Regions from separate parts of the Homo sapiens genome. Here region 1 is linked to region 2. A link is a loop called in an ENCODE intact Hi-C map of the cell type or tissue named here. Cell type or tissue: heart right ventricle. All regions are shown on one strand. Links, peaks and the distances in the headings refer to the core of each region. The heading gives the core; the rest is flanking DNA. Region 1 has its middle 21 kb from the start of FOXI2. Region 2 overlaps PTPRE (protein tyrosine phosphatase receptor type E).

Region 1 (2,912 bases), core at 102-2,601, 300 kb before region 2:
TAGTAGCTACCTAAAGGTAGCTCCCTGGCGCTCCCTGCTGCCACCACGAAACTGGATGAGCTTAGGTTCATGATCAGTGAGACTTTATTCATTTAATATACATAACATATAACAGTTAACTTTTAATAACAATGTATTAAGCACTAACCAGATGTCAAGCAATATGCTAACCGTTTAGCACATATGAGCTTCCTCCTGTGGCTGGAGGAAGCAGGTGCTGTTATTACACGTGCGTTACACACCAGGCTAATGAGGTTCATCACTTGTAACCAAGGAAAGGGCACAGAGCAAAGAAATAGATTCAGAGCCAGGACCCCCCCAACTATCCAGAGCCCACACTTAAACACGAATTTCACCGCCACTTAGGACAACATTCGGGCTCTCATGTCCTTTTGATCCCTGCCACAAGGGATCATCTCTGAGCCAGGACAGGGGACAGGTGTCAACAATTTGTGCAGCAGCAAGATCAAGAAGACCACGTAGGCCTTCCTCATTTCTGGAGAGTCAGTAACCTTCAGACATGACAGCTGTACTTTCTTTTTGTGGTACCTAAACACAGCAAGTGCCAACGCTGGAGCAATGGTACCCTCATTAAGGTGTGTCTCATGATCTCCATCTGCATCTCTGGCAGGAAGTTGGGAGCCGGGCCCCCTGGGCCCTCCTGCATATGCTGGCCCAATTCAGCAGCAAACCCAAAGCAAGGTGGCTGGAGTCAGGAGACACTGATTCAACTAAAGCAATAAAATTAAAGTAATTCAAACATAAAACAATTTCTGAAGTCTAGTCAATACAAGGTGTGGCCAGGGTTACATCTGGGTAGCAGCAAGGAAGGGGTAGAAATGCCCCAGCAGCCAAGAGCATCCTAACAGGATGGATAGATTACCGTAACTATTTCAAAGTAAAAATCAGGACTTAGACTCCCCTATAACTGGTAAGCTACAGTGGTAAAGAGCAGGTCTCACTCTCCTTTACAAATCCGAAGCTAAGGATTAAAGGATGCCACAAGATGAAATGTGAGAGAGCTTCTCACCCAGTCTGATCATGTGCACGTGAAGTGGGTGTGGGGCTCTACTCGAGGTCACACTGGATGGAAAAGCAGGAGCCCAACCTGACCCCTGGCTCCCTGGCGCTCCCTGCTGCCACCACGAAACTGGATGAGCTTAGGTTCATGATCAGTGAGACTTTATATTCATTCCACATTCAGTATTTAAAAAAAAATCAAGGCAAAATAAAAAAAGTGTTTAACGACAACAGGTCTTTCTCTTAAAAAGAATAGTCTTACTGCAAGCTCCTGCGTATTTGCTAGCATTATGTTACAACAAATTCAGTAGATTTATCATAAAAATTGACATGTAAAATCTTAAATACAAATAAAAAATACAAGAGAAAAGTTTGAGAATAAAACAAACCTACCCTCTCTGTAGGAAATTTTTCACCCATAAAATACTAAAGGCTATGCCCTTAAAATAAATTTCACCAAAAATATCTTTATTGATGACTATGGATTCTGAACATTTCTTTAATAAGGAAGGAATGGAACTTGAGCCATCTATTACATAAAATAAACATGGGATTTTTTCCTTATCAAATGAAGCTACTTGAGGAAATAGACTCTGTCACCTTCCACTAGATGGCATTAAAGTCACATAATTAAGGACAGAAAAATTCACAGAGGAATGATCAATACACAAAACTACCATAGGGAATTCATTCTCCTTCTCACCCTCACCCCCAGATTATTGGAGTTTGCTGTTTGTTTGCTATTATGAGGACAAACCATGCTCATTATAAAAACACTTTTTTGAAAAACCAATAGAATAATTAGAGAAAAAGTGCAGTCTTATTTACCACCCTAATAACATTAGCTACATGTATGGTGCCGGGAAACGTGCAAAGTGCTTTATATGCATGGTTTCATTTAACCCGGATGGGAAATGAAGCCCTGTGAGATGATTATTATTACTGTGTTACAGATAAGAAAATTGAGGGTCCAGGTTAACTCATCCAGGATTACACAGGTAATAACTGACAGGACTAGGATTCTTGCCTGAGTCAATCTGACCCTGCAGGCTGACATCTCAAACACTTTTTCTCATCGCCAAAGTCAAGCACGCTTAGCATCTTCCCTCTCAGTCTCTGAAAGGGTCTGCTTATCTGTGGAGATACAACACAACAAAGGTTACCACGAACCTAAAAGTCCTTAGATGATCCCAATGCTTGCCATAAATTTTAACACTCGATCAACCTATATAAATTCCATCACACCTAATTATTTAACACATACGGGGAAGAATAGAAATATTGTGTAGGTAAATGACCAACTGTGTTTTCCAACTTCTTATTTCTTAGCAAATTTAAGGCTTTAAACTTAAGTGGCATGAAATGAAATGACCCTAACTATATGCCAAAACAAGAAACCACTGAGAAAAATATTTCAAGTGACTCTGTAACATAGTCCTTTGACTGTATGTCATTACTGGGATCTATTTTTTAAAGACAGGTCGGGCGCAGTGGCTCATGCCTATAATCCCAGCACTTTGGGAGGCCAAGGCACGCAGAGCGTTTGAGGTCAGGAGTTTGAGACAAGTCTGACCAACATGGTGAAACCTCATCTCCACTAAAAATACAAAAATTAGCCAGGTGTGGTGGCGCATGCCTGGCTCAGCTACTCAGGAGGCTGAGGCGGGAGAATCGCTTTAACTCAGGAGGCGGAGGTTGCAGTGAGGCGAGATGGCACCACTGCACTCCAGCCTGGGCAATAGAGTGAGACTCCATTGCAAAAAACAAAAACAAAAACAAAAACAAAAAACTACCAAGGAATCTTAAATCTCTTAAATCTCATTTAGTAGTTTGTTAATACTAACACTTATAAGGTAATTTGAAACTATACAGGTATACTGTAAGATAACACA
Region 2 (2,912 bases), core at 109-2,608:
AGCCTGGATACCTGAGTGGGGGTGGTTTGTAGCCCCTCTGTTCTCACACCAGAGATTACTTCCCATTTTATAGGTTGCCAAATGTACATGAGCGCCCACACACAGAAAATGGCAGAGCCCAGGGACTCTGAAGCCTGGTGGTTGAGGTATGCCCAGCCTTTGCTAAAGACAGCAGAGAATAGCTTGGCTTGGGGAATTGAAATTTTTTCTTGCCTGAGAAATATGAGAACTCCTCCCTTTGCCGGGGCACAGATCCCATCACCACCAGGTCAGGGAAGAGACCATGCGGTTCCCAGCCCAGTGCTCTCTGCCTTTTTCTCTCTCCTACTTCCTTCTCCTCTCAACTTTAGATCCCCAGCCACAACCGTCAAACCCTGTTCCTTTTCTTTTCTTTTCTTTTCTTTTCTTTTCTTTTCTTTTCTTTTCTTTCCTTTTGAGATGGAGTCTCGCTCTGTCGCCCAGGCTGGAGGGCAGTGAGGGCAGTGGCGCGATCTTGGCTTACTACAAGCTCCGCCTCCCGGGTTCACACCATTCTCCTGCCTCAGCCTCCTGAGTAGCTGGGACTACAGGTGCCCGCGGACACGCCCGGCTAATTTTTTGTATTTTTAGTCGAGATGGGGTTTCACCGTGTTAGCCAGGATGGTCTTGATCTCCTGACTTCGTGATCCACCTGCCTCGGCCTCCCAAAGTGCTGGGATTACAGGCGTGAGCCACTGCTCCCGGCCTTAAACCCTGGTTCCTTAAACAGCTGGTAACCCATCCATTAAGCGGAAGGCAGGCAGAAGGTTCGTGTCCCAGGAGCCACCCGTCTTCCTGAATTGCCACCCCTGTCCTAAGCATGACACTTCATTTGTACATACTTTGAGTTATAGTCTCCAGAATAATTAATTTTAATATTTATGGAAGAATCGATTCCGTGGGAAGAAAGCCAATTTCCTGAACATGGCATGCGGTTTAATGGGTAATTCTCTCTGTCATTCTAGGCAAGAAAAGTCCATTTGGGTGTTAAATTTCTTGGCTGGGGTAGAGATAACAGACCCACAGATTGTAAAATTCCAGGCTGGGACATGGGTGTGAGGATGACTTTTGGGAATTCAGATGAATCTTAGAATGCTAGTTCCTAATTAATCACTGTAACACGGCGAGTGAATGGAGAGGAAAAGCTATTTAAGAACAAATGTTTGGGCATTGGTGAAGTGGTTACGTTTCTAGAGTGATCCTGCAAGGATACTGGTTGAGGTGACTGGGGGACCCCGGAGGAGGCGCGGGTTAGGAAGGTTCTGAGCGTGGCCTGGGCGCACCAGGCGGGTGCGCGGTAGACGTTCCTGTGGCTTACCCGACGGTGCCACCTTCTGGTCACCTCTGGCATAGCACCCGGGCTTCAAGCTTGGCGCATGCGCGGAAGCGTCCCCGTAGCCCGACCCCATCCCTAATGCTTCCAAATTCAGGTGCTAAGTTGAGCCCATAAAATGCAAAGTTATAACACCATTTCACTAGAAATTCCTTTTAGGACACTCCTGTCACTCTATGCTTCCTCTATCTGTCCTGTTGGGCTGTGAGCATCCTAGGGGCTCCCCCCTCCACCCCAAGAGGGTGCCATGGCTGGTGCCCAGCCAAGCTCAGCAACTGTGGGTGCCTCACACGTGCCAGTTCACAGGCGGTGGCCTAAACACCTGGAATGTGGCTGTCACTGTCCCCCTCCCACCAGCTCAGAGCAGAACCTGGGCCAGAGAGTCCACCTGTGTCCTCACCCATCCTAAGGGCGGAAACTGTCCCAAGATCAGAGAAGGGAAAAACCTCTAAGAGACAGATGACATGCCCAGGGTGACAAGATAGACAGCCCAGGTGTGAACCCAGGTCCACCTGTCTCCTGGCTCAGAGTGACAAGATTGTGAGCCTGGGTGTGAACCCAGGTCCACCTGTCTCCTGGCTCAGAGTGACAAGATTGTGAGCCCGGGTGTGAACCCAGGTCCACCTGTCTCCTGGCTCAGAGTGACAAGATTGTGAGCCCAGGTGTGAATCCAGGTCCACCTGTCTCCTGTGTTGGGGCTCTTTTCAGAGTGCTGGCCGCCTCCTGGAGCCTCCCAATGCAACTCACCTTTGCAACTCAAGGGTGATTTTAGGGCAATAAAATGCTCCAGGATAGATCTGACCTTGTGGTCACTCAAGAGTCCAGCAACTTCCTGGCCAATAAACCAAACTTCTCCTTGCCCTGCACCTGTGAGGTCTGGCCCATCCTCCCCATGAGCCTGAGCTAGTAAATATCCAGTGTCACCTGCTACCCTTGCTTTGCTGAGAAGCCCCAGATGAAGCTCCTCACCATGGCAGCGAGGCACCCACCCAGCCTTGGGAGAGAGGCTCATGCCATCAGCTTTGTCCTAACAGCTGTGCTGTTGAACGCCTGGGTTTCTGCTCAGCTCAGGAGTCATTAAGGTGCACCTGCTACTTGCTAGGCATGGACGAGGCATCATTTCCTGTCCTTGGGAGCTTCACAAGAGCAGAGGTGGGGGCTAGCTCTGGTGGCATATTCAGCACCTAGGACACCTATGTCAAATACAAGGATTCCAGTAATTTTTCAAAAGGTTGGCACCAGCCACTCCCCACAACCCTACCTTGAACCCACTGAAGTCTTTTTCAGGGGAGTGTGGTCTCCCAGTTAGACTAGAAATCCCTGGAAGGCAGCAAGGTTGTCGAATCTGGTTAATTAAACAAGGCCTCCTTCCCTGCTCTGTATCCAGAAGACAGTCAGTAAATATTTGTTAAACAAATAAACACATTTCTATTACTGGCTCTTGGTCAGTAAAATCAGCATTTCTTTAAAAATTCATGAGCGCCGTAGTGCTTCCCACTGTGAGAGCAAGCCATGTTATGAAATTGGCATGAATTTTCTATTAAAGAGAAGAGTCTATTTA

What was found. Hi-C counts contacts between places; a loop is a spot of excess contacts. Peaks named below come from ENCODE experiments on the same cell type or tissue, not always from the same donor. Only the 100,000 strongest peaks of a DNase experiment are listed, where the experiment ranks them.
Region 1: a loop joins it to region 2, with 7 times the contacts of the local background. A loop is called at or near these places in 23 of 110 quality-filtered maps.

Annotation. Positions count from the first base shown.
Region 1 is chr10:127,714,355-127,717,266 of GRCh38, forward strand. No RefSeq gene overlaps it. Among named protein-coding and RNA genes, the nearest start is that of FOXI2, 21 kb to the right of the region's middle. In heart right ventricle, for the core only: a CTCF peak has its summit at 1,622 (motif pointing right); no DNase peak of the experiment used is centred there.
Region 2 is chr10:128,010,166-128,013,077 of GRCh38, forward strand. All of the region lies in intron 2 of PTPRE (protein tyrosine phosphatase receptor type E), which reads left to right. Among named protein-coding and RNA genes, the nearest start is that of AS-PTPRE, 51 kb to the right of the region's middle. In heart right ventricle, for the core only: a CTCF peak has its summit at 1,356 (motif pointing left); a DNase peak (open chromatin) is centred at 1,356; H3K27ac peaks cover 272 bases.